Linked DNA regions of Homo sapiens: regions 1, 2, 3 and 4 are each linked to region 5. A link is a loop called in an ENCODE intact Hi-C map of the cell type or tissue named here. Cell type or tissue: PC-3. All regions are shown on one strand. Region 1 has its middle 140 kb from the start of NUP210. Region 2 overlaps NUP210 (nucleoporin 210). Region 3 has its middle 120 kb from the start of NUP210. Region 4 overlaps NUP210 (nucleoporin 210). Region 5 has its middle 27 kb from the start of HDAC11-AS1.

Evidence for each region. Hi-C counts contacts between places; a loop is a spot of excess contacts. Peaks named below come from ENCODE experiments on the same cell type or tissue, not always from the same donor. Only the 100,000 strongest peaks of a DNase experiment are listed, where the experiment ranks them.
Region 1: it touches region 5 in a loop (11-fold over the local background); 14 of 110 quality-filtered maps call a loop at or near these places.
Region 2: a loop joins it to region 5, with 4 times the contacts of the local background. A loop is called at or near these places in 4 of 110 quality-filtered maps.
Region 3: a loop joins it to region 5, with 18 times the contacts of the local background. A loop is called at or near these places in 28 of 110 quality-filtered maps.
Region 4: it touches region 5 in a loop (12-fold over the local background); 22 of 110 quality-filtered maps call a loop at or near these places.

What each region holds. Positions count from the first base shown.
Region 1 is chr3:13,281,040-13,286,039 of GRCh38, forward strand. It overlaps a transcript of IQSEC1 not described here. Among named protein-coding and RNA genes, the nearest start is that of NUP210, 140 kb to the right of the region's middle. In PC-3, a CTCF peak has its summit at 2,651 (motif pointing right); a DNase peak (open chromatin) is centred at 2,712; H3K4me3 peaks cover 2,818 bases.
Region 2 is chr3:13,374,693-13,379,692 of GRCh38, forward strand. It overlaps NUP210 (nucleoporin 210), which reads right to left. Exons shown (of 40, transcript NM_024923.4): 7 at 4,871-5,000; 8 at 4,220-4,288; 9 at 2,764-2,870; 10 at 1,599-1,739; 11 at 812-949. Among named protein-coding and RNA genes, the nearest start is that of NUP210, 43 kb to the right of the region's middle. In PC-3, no CTCF peak of the experiment used is centred here; no DNase peak of the experiment used is centred here.
Region 3 is chr3:13,300,037-13,305,036 of GRCh38, forward strand. No RefSeq gene overlaps it. Among named protein-coding and RNA genes, the nearest start is that of NUP210, 120 kb to the right of the region's middle. RefSeq lists an enhancer at 1,751-1,840. In PC-3, a CTCF peak has its summit at 2,296 (motif pointing right); a DNase peak (open chromatin) is centred at 1,615.
Region 4 is chr3:13,351,304-13,356,303 of GRCh38, forward strand. It overlaps NUP210 (nucleoporin 210), which reads right to left. Exons shown (of 40, transcript NM_024923.4): 17 at 2,612-2,804; 18 at 2,251-2,357; 19 at 777-881; 20 at 576-677. Among named protein-coding and RNA genes, the nearest start is that of NUP210, 67 kb to the right of the region's middle. In PC-3, a CTCF peak has its summit at 3,036 (motif pointing right); no DNase peak of the experiment used is centred here.
Region 5 is chr3:13,450,408-13,455,407 of GRCh38, forward strand. No RefSeq gene overlaps it. Among named protein-coding and RNA genes, the nearest start is that of HDAC11-AS1, 27 kb to the right of the region's middle. RefSeq lists an enhancer at 1,204-1,785. In PC-3, a CTCF peak has its summit at 2,537 (motif pointing left); DNase peaks (open chromatin) are centred at 1,064, 1,534 and 2,524; H3K4me3 peaks cover 1,777 bases; H3K27ac peaks cover 1,752 bases.

The sequences.
Region 1 (5,000 bases), 170 kb before region 5:
AGGGGTGACGCTGAAGGGAAAAAGGAAGCCATTCCCCAGGGTGGTGTTGTGAGGCATGTGCTGACCAACGTGTCACTGCTTCCCATGAAAGCAGGGACTTGGGACCTGCCCTGGTGCCGCCTCCCCAAGCTGCTGAGGACTTTCCTTGGGCAGCCCCAGCTTCTCTTTTGGTCCTGGTGTGGGAGAAAGGGCCCGGGCCCCTGTGAGACCAGCTCCGGGAGACCCACAGCTGCTGTGGCAGGACTGAAGAGTGAAGGGAGTCTCAGAGACTCCGGAGGGCCAGGAGTGGGGCCCAGACAGGCAGTGGGCGGGGTCTCTGCTTCCTCCCAGTGACACCAGTTAGGAGCTATACACACGTCCCGCTCCTCCTTCTCCATTCACAGAGAGCAAGAGCCTGACACCCACGCCTGCCACGCACAGAGCCATGTATGTGTTCACCCACAGCCCGACCCCATCCTCACAATGCTCCTCCTCCAAAGAGCCCCCCAGCCCCACCCGCACCGCCCAGAGCCAGCACACCCTCCAGGCAGGGCAGCAGACAGGGCCTGTCCCATGGCCACAGTCGCTGCAGCCCCCCTGGGGTGGGAAACTCGGGTTTCCATGACAGTACTGGGACTCCTGGGAATCAGGAACCACCCCACCTTCTGGGGCCACAGCTAACTCCTCCCCCATTTCCACCCTGGAAGGGCCGCCCAGCAGGAAGACTGTCCTGAAGCCCTGACCACGGCCACTCCCCCAACCACACAGTGATTTCTAGTCTTCCCCAGGCCAAGCCATAGTGGGCCCCGGGTGATCCCGAAGACAGAGAGGCAGAGGGGCAGGCAGAGGGCACAGAGCAGCAGAAACCCCGCCCCAGAGACACCGAAGCCTCCCAGCCCCCTTGTCCTGCCCCAGATGGGCGCCCGAAGGTCCACACGGTGAGGCTGCTCCGGGTTTCGACACCGACACTCATGGGAGGCAAACGGGAACCCGGCTGGCGGGCTGCGAGCCGGTAGGGACGCTGGGGTCCAGGGCTGCTGGACAGCCCCGCCCTGTACCTCTCCCCATCCCTCACTTAATCCTGGGTCCGAAATAGCCCCGGGTAATCCCAGGGCGAGGCAGTCGGGAATTAACCCCAGCCTTGAAGTAAGAGACAGAGGCGTCCACAGAAGAGGGCTCTGCGCGTCCCGGACTGGACACAGCGCAGAGTCCATTCCAGGGACACCGCAACCCGCAAGCGACCCAGGCCCGCTCCAGGGCGGGATCCGCGCGGCCCGCGACCCCTCCCTACCGGTCTCGGGATCTCTGGGTCGGAAGTTCTCGCCCTGCTGCTCCGAGACCTAGGTCCGCTCCCCGGACAGACCTCCGCCCGGCTCGTCCGAGCCCCGGGGGTCGCCAACCCTGAGTCCGCGCCGCAGCGCAGAGCCAGGCCGGCGGGAGCGCTGAGCAGCTCCCTGGAGCCCTTTTCCAGGGAACCCAGTCCCCACCCGAGATCGAGCTCCGGATCTGGGCGGCGACCCCGCCAGAGAATCCCAGGGAGCCCCTGGGGGTCTGGCGGCGGGTGTGGGCGCTCCCGGGCCGGCCACGCGCCCTCCCGCACCCGCCCACCTCCCCGCCAAGCCCCGAGGGAAGCCGCGGACCCCAAGAAGTTCCCACGTCCCCGACACGCCCGCCGCCCCGGGCCCCGCTTACTTGTCGCGGCGGCCGCCGAGCTCCGGGATGGCGCCGAGCGGCTGCGGGCCGGGGCCGGGGCCCGGGTCGGGGCGGCGGGCGCACGCGGCCAGGTGTCGCCGGTGTCGCTCCAGCAGGCCGGCGTTCTCCCGGCTCAGCCGCGCCACTTGGCGCTCCAGCTCCTCGATGCGCCGTCGCCGGCGCGCCAGCAGCTCCTGCTGCGCGGCGACGATCCGGGTCAGCTCCTGCAGGTACTCGGCCGCCTGGCCGGGGGGCTCGGCGGCGCTGGCCATGGCCCCCCGCCCGGAGGCCGGCCGCGCCTCAGGCGAGCGGGCGGCGGGGCGGCGGCGGCGCGGCCATGGCTGCGCGGCGGGGACGGCGGCTCGGCGCGGCGCGGGGCTGCCGCGGCCCCGCCTCGGCTCCCGCCTCCGCCGGCGCCGCCCCCGGGGCCCCCGCGCCTCCTGCTCCCCGCGCCGCCGCGCTCCGCCGCCCGCTGCCCCGCGGACGCGCCGGGGCGGCAGGGCGCGGAGCTGCGGCCGCAGCGGGCAGGCGAGGAGTTTTGCAAAGTGCCGGCCGCGGCGCGGGAAGAGGGCGGGGAGGGCGCCGCCTGCTGGGACCGCCCCTGGGTCCCGCGCCCCCGCACCAGGCGTCGGGGGACAGCTCCATCCTTCTCCGGCCGCCTCGGGCGCCTTAAATCGGAAGCGATTCCGTGAAATACATCTCGAATCCATCAGCGGACGATTTTAGGAAAAGTGTAAATAAAAAATCAACACACTCACGAGAACATTGGCATTTCTTATTGATCTGAGTCTACCAAAACACTGGGTATGGGCAGGGTGCGGAGGCTCACGCCTCTAATCCCAGCACTTTGGGAGGCCGAGGCAGGAGGATCGCTTGAGCCCAGGAGTTTGAAACCAGCCTGGGCAAAAGAGCGAGACCCTGGCTCTACAAAAATACCAATAAAATAATAAAATAAAACACTGGGAATGTTTTGTACTTGTAGAAGCAAGACGTTTCCCCGGCCGTCCCTTCCCAGTTGCAACCAGAAGGTGGCCCTGAAGCCTCCATGGTTCTATTTGCTGAGCTGCCAAGGCTCAGGGGCCCAACCCACCACTCACACTTGCGGTGGGGAACTGATAATCTGTGGAGGGAAGCCCCGCCTCTGCTCGGCGTTGAGATCTGCAGCAATTTGTTTTACCCCTTGGAGCCTACCTTTCCTCAGCCAAAATATTTTCCATTTGTTGATTATTTTCTTAATCTTTGTAATTTTCATACCCCAAGTTTCTTTGGGGCTAAACTCACTTTTCTATCTCCTTGACTTGAGCTGGCTTATTTCTACAGTTCCATTTTCTAGCAAATGCATTTAAGGCTATAAATTTACCTCTGGGTAAAGCTTTAGCTACATCTCATATATTTTTAAAGCTGTTATTTACATGCGGGTGGCATTGCCTTTGTTACACCAGCTTCACTGACACTTGGTGTTCCATATTTATGTTTGTTGCTATCCCTCCATCCCCAGGAGAGGAGGAGACTGCATAGAGAGACCTCAGACCCTCCAGGGTCCTCAGGCCTCCTTCGGTGTCCCACCTTGGCTGTCCCACGGGCAGGGCCCAGAATGGTAGTGGGGCCATGTAGTGGAAGCCTCAAGTTCCCCAAGGACTGTTATACGAGGATGAGATCATACACACACCACCCTAAATGAAAGCTCAACACAACTTTAAAATTGTCCCTCATTTCTAAGACACGTCCTGTTCTCAAGATTAATGTTATCTTTATAAATCTTATCATCACCTTTTGAAGAACACCATCAGATACCATCCTATTTGTACATGTACAAATCATTGATCATTTTGGTTTATAAATTGAAAATATACCAACATCTTTGCCACTCTAATCTAATATCTCCTCATTTGATAATACCTGAGGAGCTTCCCAAAAAGGGATCCGTGTAGCCCAGGCTTCTCATGACCTTATGGGAGGCCTGACCCTGCAGTTGCGCACGGGTCTCTGCCAGTGTTTGGGGCTGGAGGGAAGGTAACTCTAAACCCTGGTGCCTGTCAGTGAGGATCATGGCTGATGGACAGAGCTGCAGGGGTTGGGGAAGGAGCAGCCAGGCTCCCTTTCTATGCTCAATGCCCATGTGGAGCCCCCAGACACCCCTTCCAGCTGTTCCCGATTGAAGATGACCCCACATCTCCATCTCTGCACTACCTCCTTGCTCCCTGAGGCAGGTCACCTTGCCACTCAGCAGACAGAACACCCAATCTGTACCAGGCCCGGATGACACCAGACACCATAAGGGGAGGAGGCCTCAGCCCTGCCTTTCAGGAGCTTCCAGGCTTGGCCAGGGCAGAAGATGACAACAGGCCGACAAGGTGCTGTTCGAGCCTCCAGGCAGGAGCACTGCACCCGAGGCCTAGGCAGGGCCCTGTCCTCCTGGAATTGCCATTCCCCAGGCTCTGAGGCAAGCAGAGAGATCCTCAGGGCATAGGTGGTGAACAACAACAGTGGCCTTCCTGGCCCACTCCCTGCTCCTTCCGGCCAGGATCCCTGGACTCCTCTTTAGGCAGTAGGAGTGGGAGCAGGGAGCCCCTCGGGCCTGTCCTCTCCCTCTGCCTCACTCATCTGCCTTGCTTTCCATTCCTGGGACTCGGGGGTGTTCCAGCGACAGCCAGCTCCCCGGAGCTGGAGGTTATAGGGGAGTCTGCCACCAGCAATGGGGCCAAGTCCACCCTCCTTCCTGGCTCCCAAACGAGGGAGGAACAATGCCTGTCCCCACCAGAGAAGGGAGGCCTCTTCCTCAAAGAGCCTCAGCCAGCCACTCCTTTAGTAAATGTGGCCGAGCATCGACTGTGGCCAGGCTCTGGGCCCATGCTCTTTAAGAGTTCTCACATGGAGACAGAGAATGAGCAAGGGGGATGAGCAGGCACAGGCCAGGGCCATCCCACAGGGCCCCACATAAAAGCCCTGTGGCCTGGTCCTCCAGCCTCCCTGCTCTGACCCCCGCATGCAGTGAGTTAATTGGCTTCCCACCTGCTTCTGGACTGGACTCGGGGCTCTTGGGCACCCAGGGGTCTCTCCCAGTCTCACCACATGGCCCCGGACATAGGAACACTGATGAGCAGAGGGCAGATGAGACACAGAGGGACAGGGTGGATTGCTTTCACTCGGCTGGCAGCACCAAGACGTCAGAGCAGTTAAAGGCCGTCCAGTTCAGCTGCAGTCTCTCATCTAAATTCCCACGATGTGCAATAAAAGAATCAGAGCCTCTAGAGTCCTTGAAGCACCGTGTCATGGATGCTGTGGTTGCTGCCCAGATTCCCCCTTCAAGGTGAGGCCCTCGCCTCGCA
Region 2 (5,000 bases), 76 kb before region 5:
GACACAAGCTCCCAGCACACACCCCTGCCCATTCCTCATTGTCTGCTGGGAGGTCAGCGACTGCACCTCTGCTCCCAGACCAGAGGAAACAACCCCAAAACCCAAGGGGCCAGGATGGTGACGCACCTGAGCAGAGAGCCGGTGCCAGTGCACAGACAGGACACCTGTCACCACTCCATGGGACAGCAGGACTGATGTGCCCTGCACTGACCACGAGGACTCGAGCCCTGTCTAAGGCGAGTCCTGCTGGCTAATGCCAGGTGGAAGTATTAAGGTCAGAGCAGTGATCCATCCCATGTGATGAGGTTGGAGATACTTATCCCTTAAATTTTAATGTTTTCTCTAAGGGTGTGTGTATATATATAATGCTTTCAAAAAAGATTTTTAGAAAAATAAACATTAATGAAATTCAAAACTGTATTCCAGGTTTTCTTTATTCTATTTTTTCTCTTTTTTTTTTTTTTTCCTTTTTTTGAGTAGAGATGGAGGTCTCCCTATGTTGCTCAGCCTGGTATCAAACTCCTGGGTTTAAGCAATCCTCTCACTTCAGCCTCCGAAAGTGCTGGGACTGCAGGTGTTAGCCACCGCACCCTGCCTTATTCTCAATTTTTTCATTGTTGGTTTTTGTTGTTTTTTTTCCTAATTACCAGAATGCATTGCTATGATGGAAACCTCAGGAAACATAAAGACTGTGATTTAAAATTCTCCACAACCACTAGAGAGTAATACTAAAAGTAATAGAATGGACAAAAAGCCACAATCCCATGAAAACACCAAAGGAATGCACGCAGAGGTGAGGGGTCTCACGTACCCTTATTGTGTACTGATAGGCGCCCGTCTTTGGTTGCCACGGAAATGTCAAGATGCTGGGATACAGGGTGATCGGGATGTGAATTTCCACCTCCTGCTGGTTCCACACAGGCACCTGTAGTATGTGGACCCCTCCATCCTACAAGGGGTGAGGGTGCCACACGTAACCATGACAACCATGTCATCATCAGTCTTTCCCAGTCACCGGACCCCCACCCCTCCCTGGGGATCGGGTCACAAAGGTGGATTTGGGGGAAGAGTGGAGAGGAAGGTGCCAGACACCCTGCTGCCCTCTCTTTCTCCACGGGGATGGCTTTGTGAAGTGCTTTCTGGAAATGCTGCCTGACTGAATCCTCAGGGCACCCCAGCAGGATGGATGTGGTGTCCCCCCCAACTTTACAGATGGGGAAACTGAGGCTTGAGAGCTAAAGCAGCCCGCCCAGCCCCCAGAGCTGAGGAGGCCGACTCTGGCAGGAGTCACTGTCGGTGCATGGGCATTTCTTCCTGTTACAGCCTGCTGCCCCTTCCAGGCCAGGAGGCCTTCTGTGCGGGGTAGGAAAATGGGAACACCCAGGCCGATTTTCCAATCAGCAAAGCTCTGCTCCCTAAGGCTGATGGGCTTCTTAAAGACTAAGGAAAATAGAACCCAGGATGCAAGTAGCCCAAACAGGAAAAGGGATGCAGGTGGCCCAACTCCCTGGGACTCATGGCCCTCCTGGGCTGACATTTCTGCCTACAGAGGGTGGCTTCATAGGACAAGGCACGACGCAGGGGAGACACCAACTTGCCTGGTCCACCACAGAGGTGAGGGCCGCGTCAATGGCCGTCTGTCCCCTCTTTAGTGCCCTGATGCGATGGTATGACCCATTCTGGGAGGACGAGAGCACCTCGAAGAACTCAGCAGGAAGCACAGTTTCAATTCGGATGTTCTGGAAGGTGAGGCAGGACAGGAGAGAGGTGCTTCTGGGGTGACTCCAGAAAGTCAGAATTTGGGCACGAAGCTACAGGACTGAAACCAGCAGCCAGGCCAGGCCAAGGGGCCCCCTGGGGCTCAGCAGCCTCCACTAGCAGCAGACGGGTGGGCTGGGCCCTGGAACAGAGGTCTGATCACTATGGCCTTTGTCCCCACCGAGGCCACCCTCCCTGCATGGCCTGATGACCTGCGCTTCGATTTCATCCCCCCGTGTGGCACCTGGGGCAGCTTGGAGCCTACCGAGGTCTCAAGAAGGAACCAGTAAATACAAAAAAAAGGACATCACGTCCCCTACAGCTAACTGCAAATGGTGACCATCCCAGCCCTTGTTTGATAACATGAGCAAAGCAACGACATCTTCAAGGACACCGAGAGGAACCTCGCCTTTTTCTTCTAAAACCTCCAACGCCACCTGAAGGGCCTGGGGGTGCTCACTGACGAGCCTGGAATTTCTCACAGGGGACAGAGAGGCAGCCAAGACTCCTGCACATTTCCTCATCTGTCTGACACCCCCTTCCAGAACCAGAAAGTGTGCTGAGCTCGGCCTCTGTCATGCAGGGTTCCAGGTATTTCTGGAACCCAGTACGGAGAAAGCCAGGACGTGCTCCGTGACTCTCTGCAGGGCAGGAGGAGAATGGATTCTCTGAGGTCCCCAGCTTGGGGAAAAGGGGGCGGGAGAGTGGCGGGCAGAGACCTCCTCCCTATCCTCCTATCCTGGAGCCCTGCCGCTGTGGCAACCTCTGCCCTCCAGCCCAACAGGGGCTCTGCAGCTAGGCCGGTGTGCAGGCTCACAGGCTCTGGAGATGCCCCGGGATGCCTCAGCACTGTTTCCCACAGACCCGGGAGCGCCACTAGAAACAGGACCCCTCCTCGGTCAGCCTGCATGGGGGCTCCTGTTGCTTTGGGGGCTGCTCTTCAGCAGCCGCGTCAGACAACGACCCCACCTCATCCCCCCAGCCAGGACCTGAACAGGCACTCACGTCAGATACATAGACCTTGTTGCTGAACTTGTCAAAAACTTCGATGGTGATTTCATACAGGCGGCCGGTCTCCAGCACCCACCTGTCACCAGGGTGAACAGTGAACCCTAAAACAGGCAGAGGGAGCCTGAGCACTCAGGCCTCAGGGGCAGCAGGGTGGAGGAGGATGGGACCACCACCCTCAGCACAGGGGCCCTCAGCATCCACACGAGAAGCCCCACTCCACCCACCTGCAGGCCCCACACCACCCACCTGCAGGCCCCACACCACTTACCTGGAGGCCCCACTCCACCCACCTGCAGGCCCCACACCACTTACCTGGAGGCCCCACTCCACCCACCTGCAGGCCCCACACCACTTACCTGGAGGCCCCACACCACCCACCTGCAGGCCCCACACCACCCACCTGCAGGCCCCACACCACTTACCTGGAGGCCCCACACCACCCACCTGCAGGCCCCACACCACCCACCTGCAGGCCCTACACCACCCACCTGGAGGCCCCACAACTATGGCCCTGGCCTCCTCCTTCTGCTGAGGAGCAGAAGTCTAATGCCACCTTCAGCCCTAAGTCCTGAGCTGACCTCGCCAGGACCAACCCTGGACTCATCCCACTCTGTCTGATCAAGGCTCTTTCAAACTCATTCCCGTCCTCAGTGGGTCTACACTCAGAATCCAGCAACTCTGTCCTCAACACACAGCAGGCCTACGCTCTGAACCCTCGGCAGGTCTACGCTCTGAATCCACAACAGTTCTCTGCTTTGAACTCTCAGTCCTGAGCTGACCTCGCCAGGACCAACCCTGGACTCATCTCAGCAGGTCTACACTCTGAAGCCTGTCACTGAGCACTCTTGCCATATGAGTCATCCCTGCCCTCCCAGGTTCTCAGTCCCCTGCAACACAGGATACCACAGCACTCTTGCTGTCCCCTGGGATGCCCAGTGTACTTTTTCACTTCCACACCATTGCCTAAGCAATTCCCTCTGCCAGGACACCTTCCCGCAAAAGAAGCTCTGTCTGAGAAAATGCCTGCCTTCAATATCATCATCATGTTCCTCCCCTCCCTGCTAAGGTACCTGCCTACTGTCATGTCACCTTAGGGTCCCTCTATAATTGAGCTGACACTGGGCCCCAACCTCTAAATGTCCATAGCAATGGTCAGGTCTGGGCAAAGCCGTGGTATGAAAACCAGGAGGGTGCAAGCCCCTCACCACTCTACCCGGTTCTGTTTCTCTCCTTGCTGAGCCTGCCGCCTGCCTGGCTTGGCTCATTCTACCTATTTCTACACCAAACAGGGAAGGGCTGGTGAGTGCCCTGGGCAATGATGGTCATAGCAAGTGGCAGAGCTGGCCAGAGGGAAGCATTTTCTGTGGAGCTATTGCTTCTTTTCTATTTTTTAAACTCATATAGTCACAACTGAGCAGCATCCATGAGGGCCCAGGAGGCCCACACTCACCTAGGTATCCAGGTTCGACCACGTAGATAGTGCTGTTGGGTAACCTAGAAGCACCTTGCATGCGAATACCTGAATTTTGAATTAAGGGGCAAGACATATGACAGCAAATAAACCAGCTGGCTGGCCAGTTTCAGCTTGGCTCAGAATCCTGATCATCAAGACATCACATGGAGAGAAGAAGAGGGGATGAAAACTCCCCTGGCTTAGGCCACGTAGAGCAAAGGCACTTTTCAGAATCAAAGGCCACACTGCGCTTGCCACACTAGCAAAGGGGAATCTCTGTGAGGGACACTGGAGACCGCACAGGACACAACAACAAGTCTGGGGCATCAACACTCCATTATGCTAGTATGGAAACAGCCCCCGCCAGGCCCCCTCTGAGAAGGCTGCAGGTACTGGAGAAGTTTCTGGAGACGAGGAACGACACTCAGCTCCTGCCATCACCTCCCACCGCTGGGAGCCTCTGGGGTGAGTCACCCACAGCCGTGAGCAATTCCACTCAGCAGTGCTATTTCAGTTCTTTCTGATTTTCAGACCGTTGAGGGGAAACGGCTATTTTTAGCCCTGCCGAGCTTTCAGGGAAAAAAAGACTTGACTTCCAAACAGCAGCTCCGCCATGCCTAAGAACACACAAGCCCAAGAAAAGGATATTCCTGTGGCCAAGGACGAGGCTGCTCTGTCCCAGCTGCAGTGCAGTGACCATCGACGTGTCCTGGGCCAAGACAGCCACCGGCCGGGCTGGGTCTCCTTCGGGGCCCGGGATGCTGTTCTGAAGCTGCAA
Region 3 (5,000 bases), 150 kb before region 5:
TCACACGGAAGAAGAGATGAAAGGGCCAGGCAGCTCTCTGTTTTTTGTTAGGGTTTTGTTGTTGTTGTTGTTGTTTTGTTTGTTTGTTTGAGACAGGGTCTCTGTTGCTCAGGCTGGAATGCAGTGGCATACACACGACTCACTGCAACCTCCACCTCCTGGGCTCCAGTCATCCTCCCACCTCAGCTTCCCAAGCAGCTGGGACTACAGGCACACGTCACCATGTCCAGCTAGGTTTTCTATTTTTTTGAAGAGATGGAGTTTCACCACTTAGCCCAGGCTGGTCTCGAACTCCTGGGCTCAAGCAATCAGCCCGCATCCAAAAGTGCTGGGATTACAGGCGTGAGCCACCGCGCCTGGGCCAGGCGGCTCTCTGAAGCCTCTTTTAGATAAAGAAATTAATCCCATTCATGAAGGCAGAGCCTGCATGTCCCAACCACCTCCCAAAGACCCAACCTCTTAATACCATTGCCTCAGGCTTTCAGGTCCAACATGTAAATTTTGGAGGGATACATACATTCAAACCATAGCACTGGGCTTGTCACGATCCCCACTTTCCCACCCACTCCCTAGCAGGGGCTGTGCTCCCTGGAGCAGGCACTGAAGGTGCCATTTATAAAGCCGGAGCTGGAAGAGCCCTGCAGGGTCACCTCGTGCAACCTGACCCTTTTACAGATGGGAAGACTGAGGACAAAGGCAAGGCCTCTTCCCTTAGACCCTTGGGCACAGTATCTCAGCCAGGAGCTGATCAGAGGTCCGTGAATATATTTGGGTTTGGGAGTGGGGAAGGGAGGGAAAAAAATCACACTGACACGTCAAAATGAATAAATGTTTAATTAAATGCCCACAGAACATAACATTAGTCAACTAGTCAATTGCATCTCAACTCCACTCTTGTGTAGTTATACATAAATTTTATTTAATGAGGCATGTGGGTGCCTTGTAATATGTTGATATGATGGGGTATGGAAATGCCAAACTAGAACCTAGCAGAGGTCTTAAAATAGCTCTGCCCACAAAAGAGAAGGGGTTTGCCAAAGAGCCCTCATTCATTCAACAAGCACTAATGAGACTGTGAAGCCAGCAGAGCCCACATGAAGGGCCTCTGACCCTGCCTGGGGCAGCTCAGTCCTCCCTTGCCTCTGGCTCTCATCTCTGGGTATGCTGTCCTAGACATCTCTCTATCCATCTTCCCTAGAGCAGGGTCCCTGTTTGCACATATGGGGAAACTGAGGCCCAGAGAAGACAGGGCAGGCGTGAAGTCACATCGAGATTCACTCAGTGGCAGAGCTGGGATCAGCATCCAGACTCCCCTGCCACGCCCCTCCTGGAAGCCGGCAGGCCAACATCCCCAGGGACCCTTCCCCACCCCTCATGAATATTCCCACGGCTGACCCAGCCCTCCCGCTTCCAGAAGTCTGCAAGAAAACCCATTACAGATTCATGAGGCACCTACTGCATTTCTAATTAAGAGAACACAGTTATTCTAATTTTAACATCCCTCTCTACTACCTCCGTCCCCTCCCCTTCCCCTGCATTTATATAAGGGATGTTTCTGCCTCCTGAGAGTGTGATGCAGCCCGGATCTCTCGCCTGTTGCTTGGGATGAGTCATCTTTTGGAGGGCTCTTTGTAATGCGGGTGACGCTTGTTCTGAGGTCCCTGACAGACACTTCCCCATTAAGCAAAGAACACCAACCCAGGGGCACTGGACCAGGCTGGAGGTTGGAGGGCTCAGCTCCTGTTGACCAAGACCCTTAAAATAAAATCCAGCCACCACCCCAGGCCTTCGGGGCTCTGCCTGGGCTTGCCCTGTAACTGACTCGTCTACCCTAGTATAGGGTTGCCAGATAAAATACAGGGCGCTTAGTTACACTGGAATTTCAGATAAACAACAAATCATTTTTTTTAGTACAAGTATGTTCCATGCAACTTCAGGACACTTGCACTTGAAAAAAATCAGTCATTGCTTATCTGAAATTTCAGTTTACCTGGCCATCTGGCAACCTACTCCGGCCACACTGGCCCTTTGCTGTCCCATAATCCCGATAACTTTCCCACCACAGGGCCTTTTCATGTGCTGTTCCTTCAGCCTGGGACCCCTACCCCCACCCCAACTCCCTGACACTGAGGTCTCACTTCAGATGTCACTGCTGCAGAGCAGTCTTCCCTGAGCACCAGACAGAAGTGGGGGCCGCCACCATCCTCCCTCCTATGGCCTTGTCTTATCTTTCTCGTGGCACTTGGCACCGCCTTGGAAACAATCTTATTTACTGACTTTTCTGTCTCCCCCACTAGAACATCAGGTCTGTGAGAGAAGCTGAGCCCATCCAGCAGAGGGCAGGGTGCAGTCAGTGCCCAACGCATGTGTGTCCAATGATGTTTAGTATTTCTTTCTTTTTGGCCGGGTGTGGTGGCTCACGCCTGTAATCCCAGCACTTTGGGAGGCCGAGGCGGGTGGATCACAAGGTCAGGAGATCGAGACCATCCTGGCTAACATGGTGAAACCCCGTCTCTACTAAAAATACAAAAAATTAGCCAGGCATGGTGGCGTGTGCCTGTAATGCCAGCTACTTGGGAGGCTGAGGCAGGAGAATGGCGTGAACCCGGGAAGCGGAGCTTGCAGTGAGCCGAGAACATGCCACTGCACTCCAGCCTGGGCAACTGAGCAAGATTCTGTCTCAAAAAAAGAAAAAAAGAAATATATATAATATAAATATAAATAAATATAAATATAAATATATAATATATAAAATTATATAAATATATAAATGTATATACAAATATAAATAAATATATATATATTTCTTTTTTTCTTTTTTTGAGATGGAGTCTCACTCTTGTCGCCGAGGCTGGAGTGCAGAGGCACGGATGTTGGCTCACTGCAACCTCCGCCTCCCAGGTTCAAGTGATTCTCCTGCCTCAGCCTCCCCAGTAGCTGGGATTACAGGCACGTGCCACCACGCCTGGCTAATTTTTGTATTTTTAGTACAGACTGGGTTTCTCCGTGTTGGTCAGGCTGGTCTCGAACTCCTGACCTCAGGTAGTCTGCCCACCTCAGCCTCCCAAAGTGTTAGGATTACAGGCATGAGCCACCACACCCGGCCTTTCTTTTTTTTTTTTGAGATGGAATCTCACTCTCATCCAGGCTGGAATGCAGTGGCATGATCTCAGCTCACTGCAACCTCTGCCTCCAGGGTTCAAGTGATTCTCCTGCCTCAGCCTCCTGAGTAGCTGGGACTACAGGCATGCGCCACCATGCCCGGCTAATTTTTGTATTTTTAGTAGAGACGGGGTTTCACCATGTTGGCCAGGCTGGTCTCGATCTCTTGATGTGATCTGCCTGCCTCGGCCTCCCAAGGTGCTGGGATTACAGGTGTAAGCCACCGCCTGGCCACTTTCTTTAATTAACTCATTTGATCCTCAAATCAACCCAAACGATGGAGGTGCTGTTAGTGCCTCCATTTCCCAGGTGTGGAAGCAGAGGCACAGAGAGAGCAGGCAGCTTGCTCATAGTCACACAGCTGATAAGAAGTGGAGCCCGGATTGGAATGCAGGCCTTCTGGCTCCAGGCCCTGCAGATAAAGCCGTGGCCTGGTCCAGCCCGTCACTATACTAACTTCAGTGTTTACTCAGCTGACCTGCAGAAGGCCAGCCCTGGCCACACAGCCTTAGCCCTCTCTTGACCTCAGCCTTGCCCTTGATGCCACCACCACCACTGCCCAGCACAAAGCACAGCTCCTGACCCCGCTTGTCTTTGCAGATAAACAATGGGTGATTTTTTTAGTACAAGTACATCCCAAGCAGCTCCTTCCCTCTTTTGGGAACCGTTCCCTGTTTTCCTGTTACCACTCCTTCAAGATGCCTGAGGAAGCCTCAGGATGCCACTTCCAGGGAACCCATCCTGATCATCCCTATCCTCACCACTGGAGTGAGGAGAGGAGCTTCCTCAGCACTGGCCCCGCTCTGGCCCTGGTCTGAGCCTGCGCTTCACCACACTATGAACTCAGAAGCATAGGGGTGGGCTGAAGGCCTCCCAGAGTCCCAGCACCACAGAGATGAATGCGGAATTGCAAGGTCCATCCTCCCATCAGCAGGAAACCTCAGCTTCTGTCATCTTTTCTGTTCTCAGAATAACTTTGGTCCCTGTCCCAGCCTGTCCCTGACCAACCAGAGTTGACTCCTCTGGCGTGGACCGGAGCAGAGACAGAGAATTAGGGTGGCTGGTTCCTGGAGGGGCTTGCAGGAACAAAATCCATGTAGGAATTTTGGCTCAACGCCTCTCAAGACCCACCCAGAAGAAAGCGCATGCCACGTCTAGGTAGTTGTCCAAGGGAAATAACCAGACAAGGGCAGAGCTGTCTGCACCAGGACGTTCATTTCAGCATTGTTGATGACACTGACACATTGGAAGCAAGCTGGGTGCCCCTTAACTGGGGATGGGTGAGGCCACCAATGCCACATCTATGCCTCTGCTGCAGCCTCCCTCGCTCTCTGCTGATCAGTCATGATAGCCACACGCCCTCAGCCTGGAACCTTTGAATGGTTGTGCCTGTGCCTGGAACACTCTCCCCCACCCACCTGTCCTCACTTGGCTATCACTTACTCTTCAAATGCCAGCCCAGTCATCACTTCCCTGTGAGGTCCCTCCCTGACCAGGTCAAATCCCCCAATAACATGTGTCTTCTTCCAGGAACTTGTCACATCGGCCATGGTCTGTGTACAGAGTGAAGCTTGGTGTATCTTTTCCCCCTAGTTGGACTGTAAACTCTGTTAAGGTAGAAATGGATCTGCTCTATTTCCCAGTGTAAACTCAGAACCTAGGAAAGTGCCTGGAACACAATAGGCGCTTAATATTTGTTGAATGAATGATGAATGACTGATGGATAGAGGCCCGTACTTATTGGCAGGGCACACACAGGAAGAGTCCTGGAGGAAAGAGCAGCATGCTGAAGTGGAATCACAATCAGCAAAGGGGCTGCAGGTGATGCCTCTGTTCTT
Region 4 (5,000 bases), 99 kb before region 5:
ACAGTGCTCCTTATGGAATAATATTTTAATCTTAAAGGATTGATTGAAAGGAAACCATTAGGTAACTAACAGTTTGTGGACAGGGAATACAAATCACAAAGGTTTCATGAGAATGACTAAAGTTGTAGAATGAATCAGAGAATCTAAAGACCTTGCTAATTATAGCTAATGTGATTAAGTGCCAGCTTTTTTTTGGAGACAGGGTCTGGGTTTCTCACCCAGGTCTGTTGCCCAGGCTGGAGCATGACCACTGCTCAATGCACCCCTCAACCTCCGGGGCTCAAGCAATCCTCCTGCCTCAGGTTCCTGTGTAGCTGGGACCACAGGCCTGTGCTACCATGCCCAGCTAATTTTTGATTTTTCTTTTTTTTTTTGTAGAGATGGGGGTCTCACTATATTGTCCAGGCTGGTCTTGAACTCCTGGGCTCAAGTGATCTTCCTGCCTTGACCTCCCAAAGTTCTGGGATTCCGAGTGTGAGTCAAGTGCTAGCTTTCAAAATGATCAATCAATTAACCACACAACAGCCCAGATAAGGAATGAAAACCAACAGTGGGGACCGATGGCCCAAGCTTACCATGGCGACACCCCTGGCCTCCTGGTAGGCCACCTTGACAACATCTGCGGTGCTGGTGTTGAGGAAGAAGTAACCTGAGCCTTCCCTGATGCGGAGCTCTGCCTGCAGGAGGCAGATGCAGGGAGGGTTGGGCCGCATGTGGGAGGGCGAGGAGTCCCCCCGTGGGTCTTGCCCAGGAAGGTGGCAGGGCAAGGACTGTACCTGGATGCCAGGGTGGTTGTAGATGGTCACCTCTTCTGGGCTCACCCTCACGTCCTCCACCAGGATGAGCTCTATGGAGGCCGACAGAGGCACCAGAGGGTCATGCTGAAGGACAAGGGCAAGGCCATTAGATCCAGGAGGACATGATTAGGCTGCCCCTCGGGAAGAACAGGCCCAAAAGCCCTAGGGCCTGGCCTTGCTCCTGGCCACAAGCCCCTGGTGCTCCTGAGCCCAGCAGAATGGCCACAGACCCTTTGAGGTCTCCCTTCAGCCTCCTGAGGTGGAATGAGTTGCTGGCTCCTCCACTCCAGACTGAGGAGAGGGTTGGGAGCAATCCAGCTTAGAAGACGCCACCCCAACCCACCAGGCCCCAGTGGTGGGCAACTCACACACACGCCCTGCCTTGCAGGACCTCACAGCAAAGGGTCAGCTTCAGAGCATGTGGCCGCTGGCCAGGCCAGGCATCGGGGGAGGGTCCCCTGGAAGTGTGGCCAAGGCTGGCTCAGGAGAGGACAATGACAGCCCTCATCCCCTAGGGTGGCACATGACCCACTGAGCTCTGCTTCCCACCATGTGTCACACAAAGGAGCCACCCAGATCTGAGGCCCCCAGGAATCACGTGTTTGAGCACCTCCTCAGGGCCACAGGTGTGCCAGGCACTCGGGGTGCAGCAACTGCCGGCAGGGAGAGGCGACTCCAATGCACGGATGGAAGAGCAAGAGTGAGTCAATGACAGGAAGGTGTGCATTGTGGGTGACAAGGACAAGGAAGGTGTCTGCAAGGGAGAGCAGCTCTCAGGGGAACACAGACTGCAAGGGGAGGAAGCCTGAGTGACTCAGCTATGGGGGGTGGGGGGACATCAGGGCAGGGAGGAAGTGCAAAGTCATGGGGATAACATGTCAGGGTGCTCAGGCATCAGGCAGGAGGCCGTGACGCCCCCTCACTCCCAATCAAGGGAATCCTGGTGCCAGTGAGGACTGAGCCATCAGGTATAGGCACAGGTGTGCCCCTTCAGTGACCCCCTCCCTCCAGGCCAGCCTCCCCAGTGCTGCCCCCACGGGACCCCAGCCTCTTTCAAAGTTTGCTCCCAAGAGGACAATAGAAGTGCCTCATCCTGGCATTTAGGGACCATGGGAATACAGTTACAGTCCCACCTTCTCCTTCCAGCCTGTACCTGCTGCCTCCACCTTATTCAAGACCTAAGTTTCCTTGTGGCTGTACCCCCCATGAGGTGGCTGTCATCCAGGAAGGGCTATTCTTGAGAAGCCCTTCCCATTCCCACCTCCAATGTACCTATTGGTCCCCTACTATTAATAGCAGTGCCTCTCCTGGGGCCTCCAAGAGGCTGGGGTGGGGGAGTGGTGGTCAAGCAGACAGTGACTCAGGACACTGTGATACCCGGTGGAATTTAAGCAGAAGTAGGAGGCTTGCCCCGCTACCCATAGCCCACCCACCACTGGGCCCTGGGAGATACCGGCTGCTTTGTTCTGGCAGAGCTGAGGTGGGACTCCTGGTAGCCAGTGGCAGTGGCAGTGATGGCTGTGGTTCCTGATGCCTCGTGAACCAAAATGGCCTGCAAACCTGAGACCAGGAAGAAGGAAGCCACCGTTGGATGTCTGCCCATCACCACCCCTGAAGCAGCCCCTCCCTCCTTCTGATTTGCAGTTTCGAATCTGAAAACAGACAACTGTGTGTGTTGAAACTATGTGGATTGTAAGAGTTAACAGGATCTAAGCACAGATAACTAAGCTCCCACAGGCACTGGCCCACCTTGGCAGGCTTCCTGTCTGGTCTCTGTTCTCCTGCCTGGGCCATCAGGCTTGTGCCCAGCTCACCGTGCAGCTTCTTTTGGCCACTCTCATCGTCCTGGGACACCAGCTGCATGGGCAGCTCAGGCTCGATGCTGGCCAACACTGGCCTGGTGGACTCCCACTGGATGCTCAGAGAGCTGAAGTTGTCGAACCGGCGGCCCTCCTGGTCGTAAGCAGCCAGGTCCAGCCGGGGGTTGCGGTGGCTGGACACTGGGACCTGCAGGGAACACAGGTCAGATGTTGTGGTCACCCCCAGGACTGGACCTGGACACTGACCACGCAGTGCACTCTGAGGCCAGCAGCTGCCCTGTGGGCTCTTGGGGGTGCTGGTGAGGGAATGGGATATGCCAGAAAGCAATCCTCACTATTGCCACCCACCAGGTCCCCCCATGGCCCTGTCCAAGCTGGCCTCTGGCTCCAGACCACAGCTCTCAGTGGAATGAGAACCACTAGGGGGCCTTCAGCAACACTGGAGGCATTTCTGGCTGTCCCTACGCATGAGTCAGGGGGTTGCCACTGGCATCTACTCGGGAGAGGTCCATGATGCTGCTAAACACCCTACGATACACAGGACAGCCCCCCACAGGAACTATCTGGTCCCAAACGTCAACAGTGCTGAAGCTGGGAACCACCATCCTGACCTACTACTGTGGGCAGGCTGCTCTCCTTCCCCTCTGCCCTCACCTTCCCAAATGATTGCCATCCCCCACCCAGGCACATGTCGGTGCCTCTAGGATGGCCCCACTAGTGGTTTCACAGGAATGCAGATTTCAACGCCTAAGATGTCCCAGAGCTACTGGGTTTGTACAGCTCCTTTGAAAGTGGAATACTCGCCTAATCCTTAAATGTCCCAGGAAGGTGGAAGGGGTCATCCCCACGTGAAGGAAGCACAAGCCCAGTCAGGGAAAGGAGCTCATCCAAGGAGGTTCGCAATGGGAGCGCCAGGCTGCAGGTCCAAATCCTGGATTCCCACCACTCTGGGGTGATCTCTCGCTCCCCGAGCGGACTCTCCCCTTAGAAACCAGCTGAATCAAGCCTCTTTCCTGTGGGCTATCCCTCCCTTCTCTGGCCACATAGCATGGGGGCAGTGTGGGCTGGGCCATAAAGCAGAGGCCAAGTGTCTCTGACCCCACAACTTGGACTCAGCCCCAGCTCCACCTCTCAGTGCCCAGGCAAGTTATGAACTCCCTGAGCCTCAGTTTCTCCAGCTATGACACACAAAGCACAACTGAGGGATTTAAATATGGGGACTGCAAGGTCATTTTAGAGCCTTCCTACATTCGGGTAGGAAAGTGGGCAGCCATGAGCATCATTCACAAACAGGGCTAGTTTTCCATTCGGGGAGAGGGGGATCCTGCAGGAAGAACTACCCTTCTCTCATCCTCTGGTTAGAAGTGACTGAGGCACTTGTTCTGGCCAGTGAAATGGGACTAGGGGGAAGCTTCACTGCCAGATCCCGACCTGCCACATTCCCTTTCTCTCCACAGTGGCACCTGCCATGATCAACATGGTGGCTGCTCCACAGCCCATGTCTTGGAATGAAGATCACAATGACACAAAGCAGGTCTCCCAGCCAACTAGAGAGGCTCATGCAGCATGGGCAAGAGGTGAGCTTGTGCCATGTGAAGCTACGGGATGTGGGCTTGTTTGCCATGGCAGCCTGGCCAGGCCCCGCCTGCCTGACCGATACAGTCACAAAACACCCCACCTGCACCATGAGGGCTCCTCCCAACTCCTTCTAGCTCTCTTGCCCCAAGAGAACACTTGATTCAAGCAGGCTACAAATTCTTAATCCACACCCTGCTCTGAGTAGGCCAGCACCATCAGCAGGCATGCAAAGGTCTCATCATTATTCATAATATAGAAGCCGGGAGTTTGGGCAGGGGCTGTAGGGACCTATCCTAGGTGCTCCATGGCTCCCCCAGATGCAATCCTGGCTGGAAAACCAATGCTCCTCCAGGGAAGGAAATTGACACTGGCCAAGCACATGTGCAAGCTAACTGGCCCATTTGAGGCAACAACATAAGCCCCATATTACAAACAGGGAGGCTGAGGTCCAGGGACGTTAAATGTTGAATGACTTGTCCAAGGTCACACAGGTTTAGGGGTGGAACTCAGCTGGCCTGATTGTAGAGCCCAAGGACCTCCCCTGACTCAGTGTGGCCAATCTCTGGTGTCTCAATCTGGGGACAGCCCCATTCAAGCCCCTAATCAGTCCCATGCAACTGGTGCCCACCCACAGTGAGTGAGCCACACGCTAGAGGACCTGCTCAGAGGGCCAGGGTCAGGCTGAGCCTGGCTCTACCTTGTCATTCTGATCAGTCAATTCCATTCTGGTGTCTCTCCTCACCAATAATTTAATCTGCAAACACATCTTGGGTAGCCTCTGAAGTTGGAGAGTATAAAATTACCT
Region 5 (5,000 bases):
TGGGCGTGGGGGCGCATGCCTGTAATCCAGCTACTTGGGAGGCTGAAGCAGGAGAATCACTTGAACTCAGGAGGCAGAGGTTGCTATGAGCCAAGACTGCGTCACTGCACTCCAGCCTGGGCAACAAGAATGAATGTCTGTCTCACAAAAAAAAAAAAAGAAAAGAAAAGAAAAGAAAATTAAACTCACTATGTGCTACTACTACATAGCAATTAAGATGGCTAAAATGGAAAAACGCAGGGCACAGTGGCTTATGCCTGAAATCCTAACACTTTGGGAGGTGGAAGCAGGAGGACTGCTTGAGCCCAGGAGTTCAAGACCAGCCTAGGCAACATGGGGAGACCCTGTCTCTACAAAAAATAAAAAAAATCGGTTGGGCGAGGTAGCTCACGCCTGTAATCCCAGCACTTTGTGAGGCTGAGGCAGGTGGATCACTTGAGGTCAGGAGTTCGAGACCAGCCTGGCTAACATGGTGAAACCCTGTCTCTACTAAAAAAATACACAATTAGCTGGGCGCGGTGGCATATGGTTATCCCAGCTTCTTGGGAGGCTGAGGCAGGGGAATTGCTTGAACCCGGGACATGGAGGTTGCAGTGAGCCGAGATCGTGCCATTGCACTCCAGCTGAGCAATAAGAGCAAAATTCTGTCTCAAAAAAAAAAAATTCTTTTTAAATTTAAAAAATTTAAATTAAAATAATTAGCCGGGCAGTCGAGGTATGGGCCTGTGGTCCCAGCTACTTGGGAGGCTGAAGTGGGAGGAATGCTTGAGCCAGGGAGGTTGGGCCTGCAGTGAGCCATGATCAGGCCACTGTACTCCAGCCTGGGTGACAGAGCAAGACCCTGTCTCAAAAAAAACAAAAGAAAACAAAAAAAAGGGTTAAAAAAGAACAGACACTTCATAAAAGATCTACGAATGGCCATTAAGTACATGAAACTCACAGTCATTAGTCATCAAATAAATGCAAAGTAATACCACCATGAGACACCATTTCCTACCTATCAGCACCATCTCAAATGAAGTGTGGCATCAAATGCTGCCAAGGTTGTGGAACAACTGGAACTCCCATACACGGCAGGCGTGAGTTTGATCTCAAGTGAGTCCTGACCTCAAGTGATCCTCCCACCTCGGCTTCCCAAAGTGCTGGGATTACAGGCGTGAGCCACTGAGCCCAGCCCGCAGGCGTGAGTTTGAAACTGTACAACTGCTTTGGAGATTGGTTGGGCAGTTTCTTATAAAGTTAAACAAATTCTATGACTTAAGCAACTCTAGCTACTCACCCACGTAAAATGATACGTTACCAAAAAATACTGAGCACAAATAAATATTCACTGTAAGGCAGGAGGCAGCCGGGACCAGACTCCAGATCAGATCGAAGACTGGCGGAAACTGAGGAGAGGCGCTTAAAGCCCCTCTCCATAAGACACGCCCACCACCTCCATGACAGTTTACCATTGCCGTGGCAACACCCGGAAGTTACTGCCCCTTGCCGCGGCAACACCGGAAGTTCCCGCCCACTTTCTAGCTAATTCTGAATGACCCGCCTCTTAATTAGCATGTCTTTTAAAGTGGACCTAAATACGCCTACGAAACTGCCCCTACGCTGCTACCCTCTGCACAGTTCCTGTGGGGGTAGTCTTGCCGTGCCAGAGCAGTCGTCATTGGAGCTGTAATAGTGCCGCGCCGCCTCAGCAAAGCTGTTTTCTTCTACCTCCGGCTGGCTCTTCAGGTCTTCCTGGGGAAGCCAAGAACCTGCCCTGCATCAGTAGGGCAGGTTCACAATAGCCTAACTGGAAGTACCCAAATCTCCGTCAACAGGAGAATGCGGCCGGGCGCCGTGGCTCACGCCTGTAATCCCAGCACTTTGGGAGCCCGAGGCGGGCGGATCACTAGGTCAGGAGTTCAAGACCAGAGTGGCCAACATGTTGAAACCCCGTCTCTGCTAAAGATACAAAAATTAGTCGGGCGTGGTGGCATACGCCTGTAGTCCCAGCTACTTGGGAGGCTGAGGCAGGAGAATTGCTTGAACCCGGCTGGCGGAGGTTGCAGTGAACCGAGATTGCACCACTGCACTCCAGCCTGGGCAACAGAGCAAGATGCTGTCTCAAACAACAACAACAACAACAAAAAAACAAAAACAGGAGAATGCATAAGTTGTGGTATATTCATAAAATGAATACTAGTTAGTCAGCAATAAGAAGGATTATGGAGTTTCAGTAGTTACTAATAAACTTGAAGGCATGAACAAATCCCATAGGCATAATAGCTGTTTTGTTTTTCAGAGGCGGTCTTGCTCTGTCGCCCAGGCTGGAGTATGCAGTGGTGAGATTATAGCTCACTGCAGCCTCAGACTTCTGGGCTCAAGCGATGGTCCCAGGAGCCTCGGCCTCCCAAAGCACTGGGATTACAGGTTCACACCACCATCGCCGGCCACTGTTGAAGGAAAAATGCCAGACGCAAAGAGAATGTGGACTCTAAGATTCCATTATTTTAAGTTCAGTAACAGGCGAAACTAGCCGATCACATTAGAAATAAGAGCAGTGGTGGCCTCTAGTGGGGAGGGAAATTCATTAAAAAGAGACAATTTCTGCAGCGAAGGAAAGGTTCTATATCTTGATTTGGAGATTGAGCCCATACATACATACTTAAGACCAGCGTATTTTACCTTCACTAAAATATAATTCTTTTGGATTTGAAAATTTAATAATCAACTAAACACATTTGGACATGGACACGTCCATTCTGTCCCAATTTATTGAGCTCATCCTGTGTGTGGCTATCATTGAATCCTCCCAACACCTCCTTAAGTGGGTACTATTACTATTCCCATTGTTTAGATGAGAAAACACAAATGCAAAATACCTGAGCTACACTTGCCCAAGGTTTGCAGGATGGGAAGGTGAATAAGAGACTTATTCACCTTCAGGGGTTTGTGCTCCTGATCCCAGCGCTACCTGTTCTGGGCCCTGGGCTGACTGCTGGGAGCCTTCATAGACCCCACAGGCCAGAGGAGGAGACAGTGTGTGGGGTGGTGATGACCACAGGGCATGTCTAGTCCCTGGGGGATGGATGGGGCAAGGTCCTAACTCCACCTGGGAGGATGGGAGTGGGTATGGGAGAAACTCTGTTATGAGAGTGAGCTCAGGGCCACTGGGGGCAGGGGTAGGGGTCACCCTACAACATGATCTCATAACTGATCAGCTTAGCTTCAAAATGCATTTTAAAACCTTTTTTCTCCCTTTCTCCAGTCTTAGCCTTGAAACAGTCACACTTTGTTTCTCTCCCTTCCCACTAGACACTCCCTGCACTGCACTGGGCTAGTTTATCTAATTATGGGCTTGCTTAGAAATTCCAGAGAATAGGCCAGGCGCCTCACCTGCTTGAACTTTTCACAACTCCCCCTGGCCTTCTACCACAGTGCCCAGACTTGACTGCAGCTTGGATCCACCTGGGGAGCATACTGAAAGTAAAGATTCTGGCTGGGCACGGTGGCTAACGCCTGTAATCCCAGAACTTTGGGAGGCTGGGGTGGGTGGATCTCTAGGTCAGGAGTTCAAGACCAGCCTGGCCAACATGGTGAAACCCTGTCTCAAACCGCAAAAATTAGCTGGGTGCGGTGGCAGTCACCTGTAATCCCAGCTACTTGGGAGGCTGAGGCAGGAGAATCTCTTGAATCTTGGTGGCAGAGGTTGCAGTGAGCCGAGATCGCGCCACTGCACTCCAGCCTGGGCGACAGAGTGAGACTCTGTCTCAAAAAAAAAAAAAAAAGGCCGGGCGCGGTGGCTCACACCTGTAATCCCAGCACTTTGGGAAGCTGAGGCGGGCAGATCACGAGGTCAGGAGATCGAGACCATCCTGGCTAACACGGTGAAACCCCGTCTCTACTAAAAATACAAAAAATTAGCTGGGCATGATGGTGGGCGCCTGTAGTCCCAGCTAGTCGGGAGGTTGAGGCAGGAGAATGGCGTGAACCTGGGAGGCGGAGCTTGCAGTGAGCTGAGATCGTGCCACTGCACTCCAGCCTGGGTGACAGAGAGAGACTCCATCTCAAAAAAAAAAAAAAAGAAAAAAGTAAAGATTCCCAGATCCCCGTGTGGAGAGTCTCAAAAATGGAAAGCAGAGGCTTCTGAGGGGAATGTGTCAGCCTTTTCTCCTTCCTCACTTTCATTCATCTTCTGGAAAGGGGCACACATGAACTGCATGGACTTTAGTCACCTTGGTTAATTTCTACCTGCCTCCTAAGGAGGAAGGGGAGGTTGGGGGGTGATGGGGGTTGGAGGGTCTACAGGCCCACAGGAGGATTGGACTAAAGGTGTCCCATGAAGAGCAGTATTTAAGATTAGATTCAGGCTGGGTGTGGTGGCCCACACCTGTAATCCCAGCATTTTGGGAGGCCAAGGAGGGCGGATCACGAGGTCAGGAGATCGAGACCATCCCGGCTAACATAGTGAAACCCCGTTTCTACTAAAAATTCAAAAAAAATTAGCTGGGCATGGTGGCGGGTGCCTGTAGTCCCAGCTACTCAGGAGGCTGAGGCAGCAGAATGGCTTGAATCTGGGAGGTGGAGCTTGCAGTGAGCCAAGATTGCGCCACTGCACTCCAGCCTGGGTGATAGAGCAAGACTCCGTCTCAAAAAAAAAAAAAAAAAAAAAAAAAAGATTAGATTCTGAGAGAGTCATTCCACCTGTGTCCCACACACCAGGTAAGGGGTTGCTCTGATGTCTTCCTGGAGTTAGGTGAGAGCTTTGCCTGCTTTGTCTCAGTTCAGGAGAGTCTGTCCATGGGATGTGGAAAAAAAAACCTTGAGCAGGAGCTGGACACTGATGTATCATTTAGCAACTGTTGCATAACAAGGCACCAAACTTTGTTGCTTTAAGAAAACAGTGACTTAGTATTGTTTAGGACTCTACCGGTCCGCTGAGCGGTTCTGCCCTGGGCCAGGTTTGGCTGACCCTGGCTGGGCTCCCCACTGCAGTCATCCAGAAGCTCAGCTGGACTGGC